Regions from separate parts of the Homo sapiens genome. Here region 2 is linked to region 1. Evidence: chromatin loops called from intact Hi-C (ENCODE). Cell type or tissue: IMR-90. All regions are shown on one strand. Links, peaks and the distances in the headings refer to the core of each region. The heading gives the core; the rest is flanking DNA. Region 1 holds the start of LOC101927178 (a long non-coding RNA gene). Region 2 overlaps SRP54 (signal recognition particle 54).

Evidence for each region. Hi-C counts contacts between places; a loop is a spot of excess contacts. Peaks named below come from ENCODE experiments on the same cell type or tissue, not always from the same donor. Only the 100,000 strongest peaks of a DNase experiment are listed, where the experiment ranks them.
Region 2: a loop joins it to region 1, with 3 times the contacts of the local background. A loop is called at or near these places in 3 of 110 quality-filtered maps.

The regions. Positions count from the first base shown.
Region 1 is chr14:35,077,504-35,086,015 of GRCh38, reverse strand. It overlaps FAM177A1 (family with sequence similarity 177 member A1), which reads right to left. Exons shown (of 5, transcript NM_173607.5): 4 at 6,992-7,089; 5 at 2,638-4,994. The coding sequence ends at 4,788. It overlaps PPP2R3C (protein phosphatase 2 regulatory subunit B''gamma), which reads left to right. Exons shown (of 13, transcript NM_017917.4): 13 at 238-544. The coding sequence ends at 426. LOC101927178 (a long non-coding RNA gene) reads right to left here and starts at 4,935. Exons shown (of 5, transcript NR_110415.1): 1 at 4,457-4,935. In IMR-90, for the core only: no CTCF peak of the experiment used is centred there; no DNase peak of the experiment used is centred there.
Region 2 is chr14:35,005,366-35,018,714 of GRCh38, reverse strand. SRP54 (signal recognition particle 54) reads right to left here. Exons shown (of 16, transcript NM_003136.4): 5 at 11,328-11,432; 6 at 10,022-10,088; 7 at 9,884-9,941; 8 at 7,056-7,206; 9 at 5,221-5,369; 10 at 4,813-4,913; 11 at 3,885-3,971; 12 at 1-23. Among named protein-coding and RNA genes, the nearest start is that of SRP54, 29 kb to the right of the region's middle. In IMR-90, for the core only: no CTCF peak of the experiment used is centred there; no DNase peak of the experiment used is centred there.

The sequences.
Region 1 (8,512 bases), core at 1-8,000:
ATCACATAGCTAAGGAGTTATCCAATAAAATTTTGTGGTTGTAGGTAGAGAAAAGGAAACTGCCTGTTAAATGGAAAAGAAAAAAAGTAGAACAAAAAATTAACATAAGCCCAAGTGGCAGCCCTCAATTTTATTCCTCTGTACTTCAGTGGATGCAAACAGCCCTGAATTTTGGATCACTATGTGTGATAGAAATTAAGTGGATCAAATTTCATTGTATTTTTTTTTCTCTTGCAGGATGAAATCTTTGACATGGTAAAACCAAAGGATCCTTTGAAAATCTCTCTTCAGGATTTAATCAACAGTAATCAAGGAGACACAGTAACCACCATTCTAATCGATTTGAATGGCTTCTGGACTTACGAGAACAGAGAGGCTCTTGTTGCAAATGACAGTGAAAACTCTGCAGACCTTGATGATACATGATCTCTGAAAGACTAGACTGTCTTATATTATGAGATACTTGAATGCTGCATGTAAAGCCTTTAAAGCAAAATCCTCAGAAATGGTCTAAATAAAACACTTGATATGCCTAGAGAACACAGCAAATGTTTTGGTTACTGGAATTTTGGTTGCAATAGTTTAGAAGCAATAGGACCAAATATTGCTTGTTAGGAGGTGGGGTAAGTTCTGGTTCCTTTTAGTTCAAAGATGGGAAGTGTGATTTGCTGTAGGTAGATGATGTTCAGTTTAAATCTGTATAATCTTCAGAGATGAAGTTTCCATGGAATATTTCTGACAGTCATTTAGAATGTGAATATTTGACTGACAGTGCATATATATATACACACAACATGTGTGTGTGTGTGTGTCTATATATATAAAATCTCAAAGATGACAAACTTTCCCATTCATGAGTAGAGCCATTTTATTTCTGGGTTAGGATTAGGATTTTTTTTTAGGGGGGGTCAAGTGATTCTCCTGCCTCGGCCTCCTGAGTAGCTGGGATTATAGGCGCCTGCCAACACACCTGGCTAATTTTTGTATTTTAGCAGAGACAGGGTTTCACCATGTTGGCCAGGCTGGTCTCAAACTCCTGACCTCAAGTCATCTGCCCGCCTCGGCCTCCCAAAGTACTGGGATTACAGGTGTGAGGCACCACGCCCAGCCTTTTTGTTTTGCGGTTTTTTTTTTTTTTCTCTTGAGACAGTCTCCGTCTGTTGCCCAGGCTGGAGTGCAGTGGCATGATCTCTGCTCACTGCAGCCTCCACCTCCTAGCTTCAAGCGATTCTCCTGCCTCAGCCTCCTAAGCAGCTGGGACTTCAGGTGTGCACCACCATGCCTGGCTAATTTTTGTATTTTTAGTAGAGATGGGGGTCTTGCCATGTTGGCCAGGCTGGTCTCGAACTCCTGACCTCAGGTGATCCGCCTGCCTCGGCCTCCCAAAGTGCTGGGACTATAGCCACCATGATTCACAGTGATACGTGAGCCACGTGCCCAGCCTTGTTCTTTCTTTTAATTGGATGTTTTAATAAAATGTATTCAAACTAGTATTTTACTTTCATGAAAATCATTGGTATAAAAAATTTGTTGGCTGGGCACGGTGGCTTACGCCTGTAATCCCAGCACTTTGGGAGGCTGAGGTGGGCGGATCACGAGTTCAGGAGATTGAGACCATCCTGGCTAACACAGTGAAACCCCGTCTCTACTAAAAATACAAAAAATTAGCTGGGCGTGGTGGAGGGTGCCTGTAGTCCCAGCTACTCAGGAGGCTGAGGCAGGAGAATGGCGTGAACCCGGGAGGCGGAGCTTGCAGTGAGCCAAGATTGAGCCACTGCACTCCAGCCTGGCAACAGAGTGAGACTCCATCATCTCAAAAAAAAAAAAAAAAAAATTGTCTAGTTTTATTAACCAATACCAGAGTTACATTTTACAAAACTTAATTCCAAGCCCGGACAACATGGCAAAACCAAGTCTCTACAAAAAATAAATAAAAAACATTAGCTGGGCATGGTGGTGTGAGCCTGTAGTCCCAGATCCTTAGGAGGCTGACAGGGAAGGACTGCTTAAGCCCAGGAGGTCGAGGCTGGAGTGAGCCATGATTGCACTATTGCACTCCAGCCTGGGCAACACAGTAAGACCCTGTCCCAAACCAAAAAACAAACTTCATTTTGTTAAGGATTTTTGTTAAAGAATTTATGTTAATTCAGGATAAAGACTTCAGTTATACATTACATTTAGTTTTTATGAGATGCTGAAAGATTAGAAGAAGGTAAATATGAACTATGATCCAGAAGGAACTGGAATTCTGTTTTTTTTTTTTTTTTTGGAGACGAGTCTTGCTGTGTCGCCCAGGCTGGAGTACAATGGTGCAAACTCCATTCACTGCAACCTCCGCCTCCCAGGCTCAAGTGACTCTCCTGCCTCAGCCTCCCGAGCAGCTAGGATTACAAGCACCTGCTACCATGCCCGGCTAATTTTTGTATTTTTAGTAGAAATCCATCTCTACTAATTCACCATGTTGGCCAGGTTGGTCTCGGACTCCTGACCTAGTGATCCGCCCACCTTGGCCTCCCAAAGTGCTGGGACTACAGGCGTGGGCCACCGTGCCCAGCTGGAACTGGAATTCTTAAAAGGACTGAAAAGGAGATAGGAAAAAGTGAGTGAAAGAGGCTTAAAGTAAGACAAACCATTGAATACATTTATGGGAAATTTTATAGTTTGCATAAACAAAGTATAAACTTAAGGCACAGTGAATAACTATATTGATAAACATAAACTAGCCACTATTGGACAAGTAGCAAAAGTAAAATTCAAGAAACAAAACCTTCATAAGTCACTACTTCCTTTTGTTACAATCATAAAATTTTCTGGGTAAACTCTAGATACTAGTACCTCTAGGGAGACAGGATTCAGAAGATCACTTTTAGACACACCTATCTTCACTTGATAACCAAATAAATATCTGTGAGTGAGAGGTACTATCTCGAATGAAGTTAAAAACAAATTAGAAGGAAAAGGTCAGGTTAGCATGTTTTAGAACTATTGGTAAACTATAATTCATGGGACATTATATAATCAAAAGATTAATATTTTAAGCACTAAGTTATAAAGGGTTTACACCCATGAATAAAAAGATTACCATCACTTACTATGAACCACCATTCCATGAATCCATGTAGCTGAACACTCCTAATGAAAAGTTTAATTATCCTTCAACCTGTAGTTGAAGAACTCAGTTCATGTTCATTGACAGATTTCCATTACAGACCCACTATATTGATGTTACTTTCTTTGACACTATATTTTATATAGATATATTAAAATTGAAAACTTAATGCTGTTTAGAAGGCTATTAATATAACTATTAATTTCTGAAAGCTTTGAGTTTCTGAAAAGGCTTTTAAGATCAAAATTTCTGAAACACTCCACACATTCTTCCTCACCCACATTTAATTATAAATCAATGTTATACTGATAAAAGGTTCTATACACACATTTAGAGATATATGTGTGTGTGTGTGTGTCTGTGTGTGTGTATATATATATACTTTTTTCCCCCCAAGATGGAGTCTCACTCTGTCGCCCAGGCTGGAGTGCAGTGGTGCAATCTTGGCTCACTGCAACCTCCACCTCCCTGGTTCAAGTGATTCTCCTGCCTCAGCCTCCCGAGCAGCTGGGATTACAGACGTGCACCACCACGCCTGGCTAATTTTTGTATTTTTGTAGAGACGGGGTTTCACTACGTTGGCCAGGCTGGTCTCAAACTCCTGACCTCAAGTAATCTGCCCACTTCAGCCTCCCAAAGTGCTGGGATTACAGGTGTGAGCACCGTACCTGGCCATATTTAGGAATATTTTCAAAATTAGCTTCACAATATATACATTTGTAAGGTTTACAAATAACCAAGTAGGTAGAGGAGTGGCCAACCAGATTCAAGTAAACTGTCCAGTCTTCACTGTTGCTACTTCTAAATGATGAATGACGGGTAATTTCATTAGGCTATCATTGCACCTTATACAATATCTAATTGCTCCTGATGGATTAAATCTATACCTGTCCCACTATCCCCCAATCCCCTCCAAACCACTTTTCTATAGGATTAACGCTGAACCGATAACATAACCAGGATGCCACATGGATATTCACTAGGTATTAACATTAATAAATCTATTCTATAAGTAGTGTTTTAATATTATGTTCAAAGCTAGTTATTTGAGTCCTGAAAAAGAATACAAGATTAAGTAAGTGGCTTGCATTAAAAAATGGAAGCCTATCTTAATATCTGGTGTTATAAATACAGATTCTTACATAAAACAGTTATTCTCAATGAAAGAAAATTCAAAGTGCTTCCATCTTGCTCCTTTTATTATATGGTGAAGCATCCTTAGTGTGAAATTAATGGTTAGATATATAAATGCATGGCATAACATGAGAAAATCTAGGAGAAAATATCCTCATTTTAATCTAAGACTATGGAATTATCAATTCCAATTAGACTTAATCAGCAACTTACCTTTTTCAAAAAAAGCAAATGCACAAATAGGCTTGATAATTTAACTCTTCTTAACTATTAAGGCTCTAGGATGTCCTTAACTTTTTTAAAAGATCATTTTAAAACCAAAGCACTAATTTCTATACACAGTAAAAACAGTACAAATATCTGAATTTCAGATCTGGCTTTTGCTAGATAGATCCTAAAAATGAAGAAAACATTTTCCCTTTCCAGATACTTTAATAATTTAAAATATAAATAATTGTATTAAGTCCCACTGAATAAAGAATGTGAAAGTTTTTGTATTAAAAAAAAAAAACTTAAGAGTTTGAAGCTTGATAGTCATTTCATTTTATGGTGGGACAGAGACTGGATTTTGCTTGCTTTCCATAATTACTTCACTGTCTCCCTCCATTTCAAAATTGACATTCACAAATGAGCTGGATATCACTGTCTCTGGTTGATCTGTCTGAACAATGGAATCAGTCTGCAATTTATTCTGTTGATATTGTTTTTCTGCTTCTTCAGACATCCTGTTTTCTTCTTCTTCTTCTTCTTCCTAAAAAAAAGGAGCAATATCAAGAATAGTTGAAATACGAAAGTCCAAAAGGTATATAGTGCTGTTTTCCCCACTGTCAGCTTATGTTTAAAAAAAAAAAAAAAAAAAAGTGTCATGTTCAAATCAGTTTGGTCTAATTAAGACATACTTTCCCTTCTCCTGCTCTCTAATTGAAATAACCACTGTAAAACATTTTAAGGAAAGTAGTTTTTTCTTGTTGTTTGTTTTTTTTGAGAAAGAGTATTGCTCTGTCACCCAGGCTGGAGTGCAGTGGCTCACTGCAACCTCCATCTCCCAGGCTCAAGCAATTCTCCTGCCTCAGCCTCCTGAGTAGCTGGGACTACAAGCACCTGCCACCACGCCCAGCTAATTTTTGTATTTTTAGTAAAGACAGGGTTTCACCATGTTGGCCAGGCTGGTCTCGAACTCCTGACCACAAGTGATCCACCCACCTCGGCCTCCCAAAGTGTTGGGATTACAGGCATGAGCCACCGCGCTCAGCCCAAAAGAGGTTACTTTTTAAAACAGGGTCCAGCACTACATCACGTAGATGAGACCTGAATTAACTTTGACAAGGACTTTATTTTTTTCAGATTAAGTCTAAGCTAAATAAATAAAAAGTTAGCTTCAACTGTATCACTTCAATTGTAGGGTGTCAGTCTATTCGGTTGAATAGGTTGGTTCATTTACTACATGATATATAGCATAGTTAGTTTTCCCATAAGCATCAAATACATAGATAAGGCAGCACCTACCCTCAAGAAGTTTACAACTTAGTAGGGAAGTTAAGACATGTAAAAACAGTATTATGACAGATGTACAGATTTTGAAAGGGTAAATAATTTCTAGTTGCAGAACTACTAAATTCATTGAGTAGGTGGCATTTGTATTGGACCCTGCAGAACGGGTAGTCAGTACACAGTGAGTAACCCCAGAAGATTACTCTGGGGCTTGCTTGAGAATAGAGACCATTTAGGAGGCTAGTATAATAGCCCAGATGAGGTAATGAGGCTCTAAGCAAGGCTTACAGTGTTAAGAAATACTTATTTGTTCATAAAACAGGTTTGAAACCATATGACAAATATTAAGTCAGCTGACCTTTCCAGGCTCATGTCCAGTCACTCCCACATTGTACCTTATGCTCCAGTGACAATAAACTATTATATTTTTGCCATTTCCCCAACCATAACAATGTACCTTCATGCCTCTACATTCTAGCTTTACCTGAATTGCTGCCCTCTATTTGCTTGAAGAATAGCAGATGCCAATATTTGTTGTGCTCACTAGGTGCTGTTCTAAACATTTTATATATTAATGTATTTAATCTGTAGAGCAGCCCCCGAGCATGGATGCTGCAATTCTCCTCATTACAAAGATGAGGAGATTGAGGCTTATAGAGGGGTTAAGTGTTCTGTCCAAGGTTACAAAGTTTTAAGTGGTAGAACGGATTTTGAATTCAAGCCCTTTGGTTCTTGAGCCCATGCTCTTAAGCACTAAAGGCTTTTATTTTTTAAGACAAAATTCACTTCACTCTCACCTTAAGACCTCACTACTTTTAAACTGCCCTCAAATTTTTGTGCATTAACACCTGGCACATACACATTTCTTGTACTTAAATTTTTATCTGTGCCAAACCCACTCCACTTTTCCTATATCCAGTCCATGTGCTCTAAGTATCTTGTTTCTTCATCTTAGAATTAGAATGATAATCCAAAGAGAGGCATGTGAAGATTAAATAATGTATATAAGGCATCTCACATAGCACTAAGACAATGAAATCTAGCTTAGTTTTGCACACAGATCATAGGAAAATTCCAGTTTAAAGGAATTCCAAAATGTATGTTACTTTGATAAAAGAAATTAATGATTCTAGAATGAAATGCCTAGCATAAGAGAGCTACATGTTGGGCAGTTAGAAAATACATAGGCTCATTATGCAACCCATCAAGTCCATAGCAAACCAAACTGAATCAAGAAAATGTAAAAAGGAGGCATACCTCCTTCTTCATCCGATAATATTCATCAATGGCATATTGGTACTTTGGGGTGCTGATACCCAAAACAGATGCAATCTTCTCTCCAAGGAAGTCACACACTGAAAATACAAAAGTTAAAAGACTTATATAATTCTATAAACATTTCTTGAGCACTTTCTATGTGTAAGACACTGTAGGAATACAAGAGTTACTGTTCCTGCTCTCAAGGAGATTATAAAAACCTAATAGATCTATCTTCTGTATATCTTCCCTGATTTTCTTCAAGAAGTACCGGTGGCTTCAAAACTCCCAACAAGTCTTTTCATGTCTGTATTAGAATACTTATCACTAGGTGTATCTGTTATATATCTATGTCTTTAAGAAAAGTGTATACTGCCAGGCATGGCGGCTCATGTCTATAATCCCAGCACTTTGGGAGGCTGAGGCAGGCAAATCACATGAGGTCAGGACTTCAAGACCAGCTTGAACAACATGATGAAACCTCATCTCTACTAAAAATACAAAAATTAGCTGGGCATGGTGGTGGGCACCTGTAATCCCAGCTACTCAGGAGGCTGAGGCAAGAGAATAGCTTGAAACTGGGAGGTGGAGGTTACGGTGAGACAAGATCACACCACTGCACTCCAGCCTTGATGAAAGAGCAAGACTCTGTCTCAAAAAAGAAAAATGTATACTCAGAAAGCTGGGATATCACTGGGCTGGAGGAGGGGAATGGCTTGTAGTATAATACTCACTGAGTGCCTACCATGTGCCAGGTACTGTGAAAGGTTAGGCGTAGAGAGGTTAAAGAACTTAACCCAAACTGATAAGGCAGATCCAAAGTTCAAAGCTAGGTCTGAATCTCAAGCTCATGCTCTTTCCATTACACCAACCTGTCTAGCATATATTCAGTGCTCAGTAAATGTTTGTTGAATCAATTACTATTCACAATTAGCTCTAATAAAATGCAGAAAGTGATAAAAAGCTATGAGGGAGTTAAAAATGGAAGCAGAAGAAAGCTTCATAATTTAAAACCTATATTTTAAATTAGCATTATTAAGTTATAAGTTGATAATTCATTTCCTTCAAATATGACTTAGTCACATCTCAATTTAAGAAATGGAATATTAATGAAATAGAAATATAAATTAACTATAATACAGGCTTTAGAATAAGCAGTGAGACAGATTGAGAATGTTATCAATTGGAAACCAAATGACAAAGCAGCAAAATAGCTGTTAAGAGAAAGGGTTTAAGAACTTGAGGCCGGGCGCGGTGGCTCACGCCTGTGGTCCCAGCACTTTGGGAGGCCGAGGCGGGTGGATCATGAGGTCAGGAGATCGAGACCATCCTGGCCAACAAGGTGAAACCCCGTCTCTACTAAAAATACAAAAAATTAGCCGGGCGCGGTGGCGGGCGCCTGTGGTCCCAGCTGCTCGGGAGGCTGAGGCAGGCGAATGGCGTGAACCCGGGAAGCGGAGCTTGCAGTGAGCCAAGATTGTGCCACTGCAGTCCGCAGTCCGGCCTGGGCGACAGAGCGAG
Region 2 (13,349 bases), core at 1,614-9,613, 69 kb after region 1:
CATGTCTCGCAACGTAAACTGACCTGAAATACAATGTAAATAATTCGGATATATTAAAGTATGTACATTTCCATTCAACAAAACTAATTTATTCCTTAATCATGAATTCATCTTGAAGCATATTTATAAAATATACATCAATAAATATTCACCAAGCAGTTACCATGTGCAAGATGACAGGATGAATGCTGGGGAGAATACATAGACAAAGACAGGTCCTATCATAGAGAAGCTTACATTCTATCTGAGAAGACACATATACAAACACACAAGAAACCTGAAAACAAGGCACATAAACTACACCTACTAGGATGAGTAAAATTTTAAAGGTTGACAATATCAAAAGTTAAAGTGGATGTGGACCACAAAGAACTCCCATATATTGGTGAGAATATAGAATAGCAAGACACTTTAGAAGATTGTTTGGAGTTTCTTAAATAGCTTAGGTATCTATGAACAGGAAAATGGATACACTGTGGAAAAAATATTATTCAGCAATAAAAAGAACAAACTATAGATAAGTACAACTACATGAATTAATATCAAAATATGCTTAGTCAAAGAAAACAGATTGGAAGAAAAACGATATACTCAGAATTTCTTTATTTTTTTAAGAGGGTTGTGCTCTATCACTGAGACTGGATTGAAGTGGTACAGTCATCACACACTGGTAGCCTCAAACTCTTGAGCTCAAGTGACCGCCTGCCTCAGTCTCCAGAGTAGTTATGACTATGGATGCATGCCACTGGATTTTTCTAAGAGATATGGGTCTCACTACATTGCCCAGGCTGGTCTCAAACTCCTGACCTCAAATGATCCTCCCACCTTGGCCTCCTAAAGCACTAGGATTACAGTGTGAGCCACCATGCACAGCCCAGGACTTCTATAATATGAAGTATTACCGGGAAAGGGCACAAGCAAACCTTTTAGAGTAATGGAAATGTTCTGTTTCTTGATTGGGTGTGGGTTACTGTGCATTTGTCAAAAAAAGAAAGGTATCCTTAGGATTTGAGCATTTCATTGTATGTATACTAACCTAAGGTTTAAAAACAGGGATGGAACAAGCCAAAAGAGAAAGTATTTTCTATTTATGTCCTAAAGATAAAAAGAGAAAAGGTATTTGGTTCAGGCATTCTGAATGTGAAGTGGCAGTACAGTATCTTAAAAGAAATGTTATAGCAGTCAACTAGAAACGCAGAATTAAACAGTGGAAGAGAGGATTAAGGTTGAAATACATATTTGGCCATTTATACAGAAGTGATAATTAAAGCTAGAATAATATAAGAAATCCACAGACATAGAACTTAGAGTCTGAAAACAGAAAAGGCAGAAAACACTTAAATATTAGGAACCAAGGAAAACAAGAAAGGTCACTACATGTGGAAATTAGGAGACCCTTGGAGATCTCAGAATGAGTAGAATATTAGAAATAGAAACAAAAATGTAGAGACTTAAGGAGAGTCAGGAGTCAGAAAGGAAACAGAGTAGGAATATACACCCAGCTTCATAGTGGTAGCAGAAACAGTGGTAGGATTATCCAAGATAGAAAAAGGAAGGAGCGGCCAGGCAAGGTGGCTCATGCCTGTAATCTCAGCACTTTGGGAGGCCGAGGCAGGCAGATCACCTGAGGCCAGGAGTTCGAGATCAGCCTGGCCACCATGGTGAAACCCCATTTCTACTAAAAATGCAAAAATTAGCCGGGCGTGGCAGTGCATGCCTGTAGTCCCAGCTAATGGGGAGGCTGAGGCAGGAGAACTGCTTCAAACTGGGAGGCGGAGGTTGCACTGAGCTGAGATTGTGCCAATGCACTCCAGCCTGGGCAACAAGAGTGAAACTCTGTCTCAAAAAAAGAAGAAAAAAAAAAAAAAAGAAAAGAAAAAAAAGGGGCAAAGAGACAGGCAACAAAGGATAAATTCATTCATTCAATAGTTGCTGAAGGCCTACTATGTGCCAGACACTGTGCTAGGTACTGTGAACATAAAAAATGAGTAACCCAGCTATGACCTCTACCTTCACCTTCAAGCAGGAAAAACAGACATCAAATAATTGTGCTGAATAATATAAAAATTAATTGTAGGAAGTGATAGAAACATCTGTCAGAAGGTTCCAACTCAGTCTAGGGTTCAGGTGAAATGTCCCTGAAGAAGGACATTTAAGGAGAAATCTGAAGTGCAAGTAGCAGTTAGCCATCTTGGCCAGAGGAGATGATGGCAGAGGTAAGAAGAGAGATAGAGGGACTGGCAAAGGCAACAGCCCAGATGTGAGAGACAGGAATGTACATTTGAGAAACTAAAAGAAGTCCAGCATAGCTGGCACACAGAATACTAAGAACAACAATGCTAAAACACAACATGGAAGATGTGAGCTAGACAGTAAAATCAGTTAAAAACTTTAAAAGGGCAAGAGAAAGCCACTAAAGAATTTTAAGAAAAGCAGTAATGGGATCAGATTTGCAGTTTTGAAAGATTATTCTGGGCTGTAGTATGAAAAAATACATCAAAGGGGAAGAGTACAGGAAGATGGAAGATCTGTTGAAAGACTTACAATAAGAAGATCTAGGAAAGAGATGAACTAGCATAGTTGAAGGGCAGCTACAGAGAAGGGGATGGAATGGAGATATTTAGGAGGTGGAAACACTTGGACTAGTTAACTGATGGAGAAAGGAGTGGGCAGAGTGAGGAAGAAATAATAATGACACCCAAGTTTCTGACTCTGGCAACAATATAAATGATATTAATATTCATTGATAAGACAACGAGGTGAGAGGTTGGGATGGGAATAAGGATATGCTGAATTTGAGATGTCTATGAAACATCCAAGAATGGTCTAGTAAACACAGATACATGAGTCTGAAGCTCCTGAGAAAGATAACTTCGAATGATCCCTGAGAAACACCAGCATTTAAGAGAAAAGTAAAGGCACAATTATCTGGTAAGATGAGTGAGAAGAAGCAAAGAGGCAGAATAGTTGCTACGGTAATTAAAGATTATTTTTAGAACAACTGGAATGGTTGAGAATAATATACATTGAGTGTTTATGATGTGCCAGACATTGTACATGCATCAGCGAATGCAATCTTCACAACCATATGAAGTAGTTAGTATTATGTACGTTTTATAGATGACAAAATTGAGGCTAAGTAATTTAAAAAGTTATAAAGCTAAAAAATAGATCAGAGATACAAAAACAGGTATGTTATATTTAAGAACCTGAGCTCCTAATCAGAATAATATCCTTCTCTACAGGAGTGGTCTTTCATGTGGGGTAAAGAAAATGTGGTATATTTAATTTCATCCTTGTGTTCTAACTTACTTTTAACCTGTTTAACTTCAAGGAACCGGCCAAGCACAGTGGTTCACACCTGTAATCTCAGCACTTTGGGAGGCTGAGGTGGGTGGATCACCTGAGGTCAGCAGTTCAAGACCAGCCTGGCCAACATGGCAAAACCCATCTCTACTAAAAATACAAAAATTAGCCGGGCCTGGTGGTACGTGCCCGTAATCCCAGCTACTCAGGAGGCTGAGGCAGGAGAATCACTTGAACCCAGGAGGTGGAGTTTGCGGTGAGCCAAGATTGCACCACTGCACTCCAGCCTGGGTAACAGAGTGAGACTCTGTCTTAAAAAACAGAAAAACTTCAAGGAACCTAGTGAAAGCCTTATTTTAATCTTAATTTTATTACAATAAAGAAAATAAAAACACTGAATTCTGTAACTGCTCAGGTACCTGAGATTTTAAATGATTTGCATATAAATCATCTAAAATAATAAGCAGTGGAAGATCTGACTCTAACAGATATTACATTTCAAATAACTTAATAGTAACTTTATAAAAAAAATCAATGGAAGAAATCTGAGATGAAGTGCTTTTTTGTCACTCATATACCATGTTTCAACTTCTCTATAAGTGCTTCATTGTCATCCAACTTCAACTCGTTGACTTTATCTATCAGTCCTTCAATGTCGCCCATACCTATAAGATACAAAAAAGAAAAATTAACAACTAATACTATACCCTGCTTCACATTATACAAAACACATTCACATACATAATAACCTTGTGAGGTTATAATAGGTTAGGTATTCTTACTACACTACACAAATGAGAAAACCAAAGCTAAGAAAGTTAAGTGGCATGGCCAGGAGCGGTGGCTCATGCCTGTAATCCCAGCACTTTGGGAGGCCAAGGTGGGTGGATCACCTGAGGTCAGGAGTTTGAGACTAGCCTGGCCAACATGGTGAAACCCCGTCTCTACTAAAAATAAAAAAAAATTAGCTGGACCTGGTGGTGCACGCCTGTAATCCCAGCTACCTGGGAGGCTAAGGCAGGAAAATCGCTTGAACCCGGGAGGCTGAAGGTGCAGTGAACTGAGATCCCGCCATTGCACTCCAGCCTGGGTGACAAGAGCGAAACTCCGTCTCAAAAAAAAAAAAAAAAAAAGTTAAGTGGCAACAAACAAGTGGCAAAGCAAGGACTGCAGCCCAGGGTTTAACTCCAAATTCCATGCTCTCTAACTATACCACCTTGAGACATTGCCAAAGTATTACTGCCCTTACATCCACTATTATTAAAACCACTTGTTTTTGTACTGTGCTCTAAAACTTTTCCAAAGAACTTTCTACTAGATACCTCATTTTACCACTTTCACCACAGAGGGCAGATAACCATTATCTCTATTTTACAGGTAAGGAAACTAAGTCACAGAAAGAAATGATGTGCTTAAATTAGTGAGGACAGAATTAAAATCCTATTTTGTCCTAAAGATACATCGTATTTCTTGGAGATTTTTCTATATCCCCACCACTGTACATACCAAGAAGTTTGCTAATAAAAGGCTGTGTTTTGAAAGGTTCAAAGTCATCTATATGTTCCCCTGTACCAATGAAAATAATCGGACTTTTTGTGGCAGCGACTCTGGAAAAAAAAAGAAAATATAAAATAACCTCAAAAGAACCCCACAAATTTCCAGCAGATCTGAAATTCGAAGTGAATCCGCCTCCAAAGCTAATTAGACAAAGGTACAAAACTCAAGTTTCATTTCACAAGTTATAATAGACCTATATCAGACAGGCTCCAAAATTGTTTCTATTTAAACTTTCTTTATAAACCATATTAGGCTCACTATTGAAACATATTTTAAATGATCAATATGAAAGCTATAAACACATATCCTTCCCCATATAATCCCAAGACAGAGGACAACAGTATCAATGATACTTACGCACTGAGTGCACCACCTCCTTTTGCATGGCCATCAAGTTTTGTCACTATTACTGAGGCTACATCTACTTTATCTTTAAAAGCCTTAGCCTGGGCTTCACAAGCCTGCCCAATGGAGGCATCCATCACATAAACAATGTTATCAGGTTGCTAGAAAGTTTAAATAGAAAAGATACTTTAGAAAAGATTTTTATTGATCCTAAGCAAATGTCATCATTAGAAGCTATAAAACAATATTTAGAGCCAGGTGCAGTGGCTCATGCCTGTAATCCCAGCACTTTGGGAGGCCGAGCCAGGTGGATCACCTGAGATAGTTCAAGACCAGCCTGGCCAACATGGTGAAAACCCCGTCTCTACTAAAAATACAAAAATTAGCATACAAAAATTAGCCAGGCATGGTGGCGAGTGCCTGTAATCCCAGCTACTTGAGAGGCTCAGGCAGGAGAATCACTTGAACCCGGGAGGCAGAGGTTGCAGTCAGCTGAGATCATGCCACTGCACTCCAGCCTGGGCGACAAGAGTGAAACTCCATCTCAAAAAAAAAAAAAAAAAAACTACAACATTTACACTATAAATAATTATTCAATCCATAAATATTTGTTGAAGTACTATGTATTATCAGGTACCATCTAGGTCATGAGAACAAAAAGGTAAATGAGAAAATATTTGTCCTAAGAAACTTGCATTCTAGTCAGAGGACATATATAATAAATAGATAAACATTTCAGATGTATAACAACGAAAATGGGATACAGAGTATCAGTTTTGAAGTATGGGAGGCATTTTCTAGTAAGGTAGTCAGGGAAGGCCTCTCTGGACCTAATGTTTGAGCTGAGGCCTGAATAAAGAGGAAAAGGTTATATGCAAAGATTTGAAAGAATGGCAATCTAGGCAAAAAAAGTACAAAGGCAAATCAAAGTAGAAGAGTGTATACTGAAAACGGATAAAATATACTTGAGGCTACTTCCCTTAGATCTGCTCAACTTGGTCAAAATAACAACATAACTGAAAAGAAACTTATTAGCATTAACCACAAACCAAAGAATTACTGCTAACACTCCAATGTCAAGACGTGGGTTCCTAATAATATATGCTGCAGATATCTATAAACTGCTTCTCCTCCCCCAAATTGTTTCCATCACACTTTTAAAGAGACACAAAATGATAATTAATATTTTTTAAAGTATTTAAAAATCTAAGTATTTCCAACTGAATTTTTAAAAAGGAAATTCAACAGAAACTAAAGGCTAATTACTAATTTTTTTTTTTTTTTTTTTTGGAGATGGAGTTTTGCTCTTGTTGCCCAGGCTGGAGTGCAATGGCGTGATCTTGGCTCACTGCAACCTCTGCCTCCCGGGTTCAAGCTATTCTCCTGCCTCAGCTCCCAGGTAGCTGGGATTACAGGCACCCACCACCATGCCCAGATAATTTTTGTATTTTTAGTAGAGACGGAGTTTCACCATGTTGGCCAGGCTGATCTTGAACTCCTGACCTTGTGATCCATCCGCCCTGGCCTCCCAAAGTGCTGGGATTATAGATGTGAGCCACCATACCCGGCCTAATTACTAATTTTTAAATGTTTTCTTATGCATACTAATAGGATGACTGAGAAAGGAAATTACTTTTTCATACTTATGAAAATTTTATATTTAATGGAGAACAAAAATAATGAAATTAAGTCCCTACCACATAGATATAGGTGCCCAAAACAAAAATAAATTACTGGGGATCTGCCTCACAGGCAAAGAATAATTTATATTGGTCATATACTCAACCTGGTTTTATAATTAAATTAACCAAAGTCCTAATAATAGTGTTACATTGAAAGCTACTTACTATAGCATTAGCAACTTGAAGCATTTCTTCAAACAAAGAGTCTTCTTGTTTGTGGCGGCCACTTGTATCAACAATAATAATTTCAAAATTTTCATTTTTAAATTTCTCTACTCCTTCAGAAGCAATGATGACAGGATCCATTTCTGTATAGCTATATAACATGGACAAATGATTTAACAAAACGACAAAACTTCCAAATACTACTAATTCGGAAAGTTAATTTACCTATAATCTATTTTGAAAAAGCCAAAATGACCCCAATTTCAATTTAGAAGAGGAAAATCTATAAAGTATTAAATACAGAATCTACTTCTAAAAAAGCATGAAGCATTATCCAATTTTCCAATTCCAAAACCCAGTATGATTCTACTGCATGTCTTTTTTGAATGAATTGTGTCTCCTTCAAATTTATTTTTTATATCTTCTTTAATAATTGAACTCATGCTCACAGTGTTTCACACATTTTTCCATTTAACATCCATTTGGAAGCATTTTATAAAACCAGTAGATATTCTTGTAACAAGCCTGAGCAATATAGTGAGATTCCATCTCTACAAAAAAAAAAAACTAGCTGGCATAGTGGAATATGCCTATAGTCCCAGCCACTTGGGAGACTGAGGCAGGAGGACCACTTGAGTCCATGAGTTCGACACTGCAGTGAGCTTATGATCATGCAACTGCACTCCAACTTGGGCAACAGAGCAAGACCATGGCATGTCTCTTTAAAAATTAACACGGGTGAAAAAAGAAAAAATATTTCTGTAACACATAACCTTGAGGTTATACAGCATTCTATCAGATGGCTGTATCATTTATTAAATAACGCCCTACTATTAGACATTTGACGTTTTTCCAATTTTTTTTTTAATTTTTATGTATTTATTTATTTATTTTTGAGACAAAGTTTCACTCTGTTGCCCAGGCTGGAGTGCAGTGGTGCGATCTCGGCTCACTGCCACTTCTGCCTCCTGGGTTCAAGGGATTCTCGTGCCTCAGCCTCCCAAGTGGCTAGGATTACAGGCGCCTGCCACCAGGCCTGGCTAATTTTTGTATTTTCAGTAAAGACGGGGTTTCACCATGTTGGTCAGGATGGTCTCAAACTTCTGACCTCATGATATGCCCGCCTTGGCCTCCCAAAATGCTGGGATCACATGCATGAGCCATCATGCCTGGCCTCCAATTTCTTTTTTAAATTTATTTATTTATTTATTTTGAGGCACAGTTTTGCTCTTGTTGCCCATGGTGGAGTGCAATGATGCCATCTCAGCTCACCGCAACCTCTGCCTCCCGGGTTCAAGCAATTCTCTTGCCTCAGCCTCCTGAGTAGCTGGGATTACAGGCACACGCCACCACGTCCAGTTATTTTGTATTTTTAGTAGAAACGGGCTTTCTCCATGTTGGTCAGGCTGGTCTTGAACTCCCGACCTCAGGTGATCCACCCGCCTAAGCCTCCCAAAGTACGGGGATTACAGGTGTGAGCCACTGTGCCCGGCCTAAAAAAATTTTTTTTTTTAAACGGTGTCTAGCTCTGTCACCCAGGCTGAAGGGTAGTGGCACGATCTCGGCTCAATGCAACCTTCGCCTCCCAGATTCAAGCGATTCTTCTGCCTCAGCCTCCCAAGTAGCTAGGATTACAGGCACCCACTACCACGCCCAGCTAATTTCTGTATTTTTAGTAGAGACAGGGTTTCACTGTGTTGGCCAGGCTGGTCTCGAACTCCTGACCTCATAATCCGCCCGCCTCAGCCTCCCAACGTGGTGCGCCCAGCCTGAAAATTTTTTAAATTTATTTTTTGTAGAGATGAGGTCTTGCTATATTGCCCAGGCTGGTGTCCAACTTCTGGGCTCAAGCAATCCTCCCACCTCAGCCTCCCGAAGTGCTGGGATTACAGATATGAGCCACTGTGCATGGCAGTGTTTCCAATTTCCTGATATTAAAAATACCGCCAATATAATTGGTACATAAATGTTTCTTCTTTGACACTATGTTATGACACCTCTTATAAGCTGAATTTGGAACAAATGGTATGACCATTTAAGGCTTTTTGCTTTTATGAGGCAAATCTCTTCCATAAAAGTTTAATCTCATCCCTATTTCACTACATTTTCACAATCCCCAATACAATCTTTGTCAACTTGAAAATCAAGAAATGAGATATTTTAATTTGCACTCTTCTGATTAGTGGCAACTTTTTATATGCAGATCACTATTATCAAATAAAGACACATAATGTTACAAAAAAAGTTTTTCCCCTAAATTAAGAACCACCACCAAAAACTCAGATAGAAATACACTTAATAAGAACATGTGTGTGGCTGCATACAGTGGCTCAAGCCTGTAATCCCAGCCCTTCGGGAGGCTGAGGTGGGAGGATCATTTGAGCCCAGGAGCTTGGGACCAGCCTGGGCAACAAAGGATATTTTATAAGACAGGGTCTTTACAAAAAGTTTTTAAAAAAATTAGCAGGGCATGGTCAGGCATGGTGGCTCATGCCTGTAATTCCAGCACTTTGGGAGGCTGAGGCAGGTGGATCACCTGAGGTCAGGAGTTCGAGACCAGCCTGGCCAACATGGTAAAACCCTGTCTCTACTAAAAATACAAAAATTTAGATGGGCATGGTGGTGGGCACCTGTAATCCCAGTTACTCAGGAAGCTGAGACAGGAGAATCACTTGAACCCAGGAGGTGGTGGTTGCAGTGAGCCAAGATCGCACCATTGCACCCCAGCCTGGGTGACAGAGGGAGACTCCGTCTCAAAAAAAAAAAAAAAAAAAAGCTGACAGACAAGAAGAGGGATATAAGTGTTAAAATAAAAAACAGTAACCTACCTTCCATAAAATGGAATTCTTGCTTTGGTAGCATTCTGTTTTAGTTGGTCAAAAGCCCCTGGAAGATAAAGAGTTCATGAATCCTCAAACTTGAAAATAAAAATTATATAAAACAATTTTCAAATTTCAAGACATTACCTGCTCTGAATGTGTCTGCACATATTAAACAGGTCTTCCAACCTTTCCTCTGGTAATAATATGCTAGCTGGGTGAGAAAAGATTTAAAAATATAATATCATAAAATATAACAAACTATACATATAATTTTTTCTGTTTTTCCTTATTATTTACCTAAGGAGTAAAATAAAACTGCTTATAATTCTCCTGAAAATATTATTAAAGATTTTTGAATGTGGCAAATTTCCTACAAAGTTTTATATTCTAATTGTCATGCAGTAGCATTCAAATATAAAATGATCAAGTAGCAAATGATCATAGCAAAAAATGTTAACTACTATTAATGTTAATTAAAAACAAACAACAACAAAACGATCTAAAAATCATCCTTTTCTCTTTTTCCCTCTCAAACTGTAACATACGTGAAGCTTGTGGAAAAATCTTGTAATATTGTTGAGACATGCAATTTGGGAGAAAGGAGTGGTAAACTGAATTAAAAATTAGCATAAAGCGGTCAAGGCTACAGTAAGCTATGTTTGCGTGCCACTGCACTCAAGCTTGGGCAATAAAAGTAAGACTCTGTCTAAAAAAATATGGCATAAGGATACACAAAATGAAGATCTATAGTATGCTGGGTGGGAACCTGAAAAAGGAGTCCTGAGCCATAGAGGATAAAGTAAACTCCATGTTCTCTTCTCCAAAAATCACACACTCACTTCCTGAAAGGATAGGAATGGTCTTTTTTTAATAAAAGAAATAGCATAGTTACAGATGTCTACCTTCTTACAAAAAAAAAATCATAAGAAACTATGAGGACCTCTCCTCTTATCCTAAAAAAAACTATTTAAAAACATACATCAAGTAACACAAAATTATAAAGCAACAATATTATAAAGCCTGGCTTTATATCTTAATATGTTATTAATATATTTTAATGTAAATATATTTTAATAAAATCTATTTTATGTAAATATATTTTAATAAAATCTATTTTATGTAAATATATTTTAATAAAATCTATTTTATGTAAATATATTTTAATAAAATCTATTTTATGTAAATATATTTTATTATAATATAAATATATTTTAATAAAATATATTTTATGTAAATATATTTTATTATAATATAAATATATTTTATGTAAATATATTTTATATAAAATAACATTATTTATAATATATAAATGCATTCTAATAATTATAATTAATAAAATATATATTTCAACATTATAAAGCCAGGCTTTACATTTTTATATTAAATACAAAACTTGATTTATACAAACCTATCTTCCATATGACTTCTTTTTAAATTAAGTTCAATTTACCTTTGAACATGTTGTTGTTTTACCACTCCCTTGCAATCCAACAAACATAATCACATTTTGTTTTCCTTTAGTGGGTGTCCATGCCTTAACTCCAGGGTCTACAAGCTAAATACCAAAAATAAATTAAAAATAAAATCAGGTTAACATACATATAAATTCAAAACCCCTTCCCCACAACTTTTTTTTCCTTTTTTGAGACAGGGTCACACTCTTGTCACCCAGGCTGGAGTGCAGTGGCATAATCAGAGCTCACTGCAGCCTCAACCTCCTGGGCTCAAATGATGCTCCCACTTCAGCCTCCCAAGTAACTGGGACTACAGGCACACGCCACCACACCTAGTTAACTAAAAAAATTTTTTTTTGTAGAGACAGGGTCTTGCCATGTTGCCCAGGCTGGTTTCCAACTTCTGGGTTCAAGCAATCCTTCTGTCTCAGCCTCAAAGTGCTGGGATTTCAGGCGTGAGCCACTGTGCTGCCACAACTTTTAAATTATATAAATAAGGACATTTTCATGTAAAAGCTACCATAAGCTATTATAATACAATTATTCCCCTTTGTAAAGACAGAGTAAAATTTAAGAACATAAATTTAAGAAGTCATAATCAAGTCTATACTCCAAACCAATTCAGAGGTAAAGATCTCACAGCATTTTTTAGAACAAGCTGGAGTATAAAATGTGAAACCAAATTTAAGCCACAGGAGGAATCTACATCAGCACTACAGAAATGTAATACAAAAATGTATATGAAGGCTACACATGAATTTTAAAATTTCCAGTACTGACATTTAAAAAGTAAAAACAGGTGATACTAATTTTAGTATCTACCCCAATACATCTAAAAAATTATCATTTTCATATGTAATCTATATAAAAAATTAATGAGATATTTTACATTTCTTTTCCCATACCAAGTCTGAAAACCTGGTGTGTATTTTATATGTAAAACACATCTCAGTTTGGACTAGCCACATTACAAATGCTCAATAACCACATGTGGCTAGTGGATGCCATACTCGAGAGTGCTAATGTCCATATTCAATTTGACAAATATTTACTTAACAAAATTACAGATTATATGTGAAAGATTTTCCAGGTCAAACTGTAAATTCTCCAATGCCAAATATTTACTGTAAAGTTACTACATTTAGAGGGCTAGTAAAAAATAATAATCAACTTTAAAATCAGTCAGTGGAAAACTGAGGTTCATATAGGGACAGTCTCCAAATTAAAAAAGCATGGGACATTTAGGGCCGGGCGCGGTGGCTCATGCCTGTAATCCCAGCACTTTGGGAGGCAGAGGCAGGTGGATCACAAGGTCAGGAGATTGAGACCATCCTGGCTAACACGGTGAAACCCCATCTCTGCTAAAAATACAAAAAATTAGCCGGGCGTGGTGGCAGGCGCCTGTAGTCCCAGCTACTCTGAAGGCTGAGGCAGGAGAATGGCATGAACCCGGGTGGCGGAGCTTGCAGTGAGCCGAGATCGCGCCACCGCACTCCAGCCTGGGTGACAGAGCGAGACTCCATCTCAAAAACAAAAACAAAAAAAAGCATGGGACATTTAAAAAATAATTCACTTGGGGGTCAGTTGTTTGGAGCTTGAAATGTATGATAAAATAATAAATCTATAATAGTTAATGTCCTAGATCAGGGGTTGGTAAACTATGTGCAAATAAAGTTTCAATGGAGGCTGGGTGTGGTGGCTCATGCCTATAATCCCGGCCCTTTCAGCGGGGGGACAAAGGAGGAGGATTCATTGAGACCAGGAGTTTGAGACCAGCTTGGGCAGCATAGCAAGATCTTGTCTCTACTAATTTAAAGAATTGGCCAGGTGTGGTGGCACGCACCTGTGGTCCCAGCTAATCAAGGAGGCTGAGGCAGTAAGATTGCTTGAGCCCAGGAGTTTGAGACTGCAATGAGCTATCATCAGGCCACTGTACTCCGGCCTGGGCAACAGGCTGTAAAGTTATTACATTTCTAGTTATTACATTGAAAAAAATTTCAATCTAATACAGTCATGCC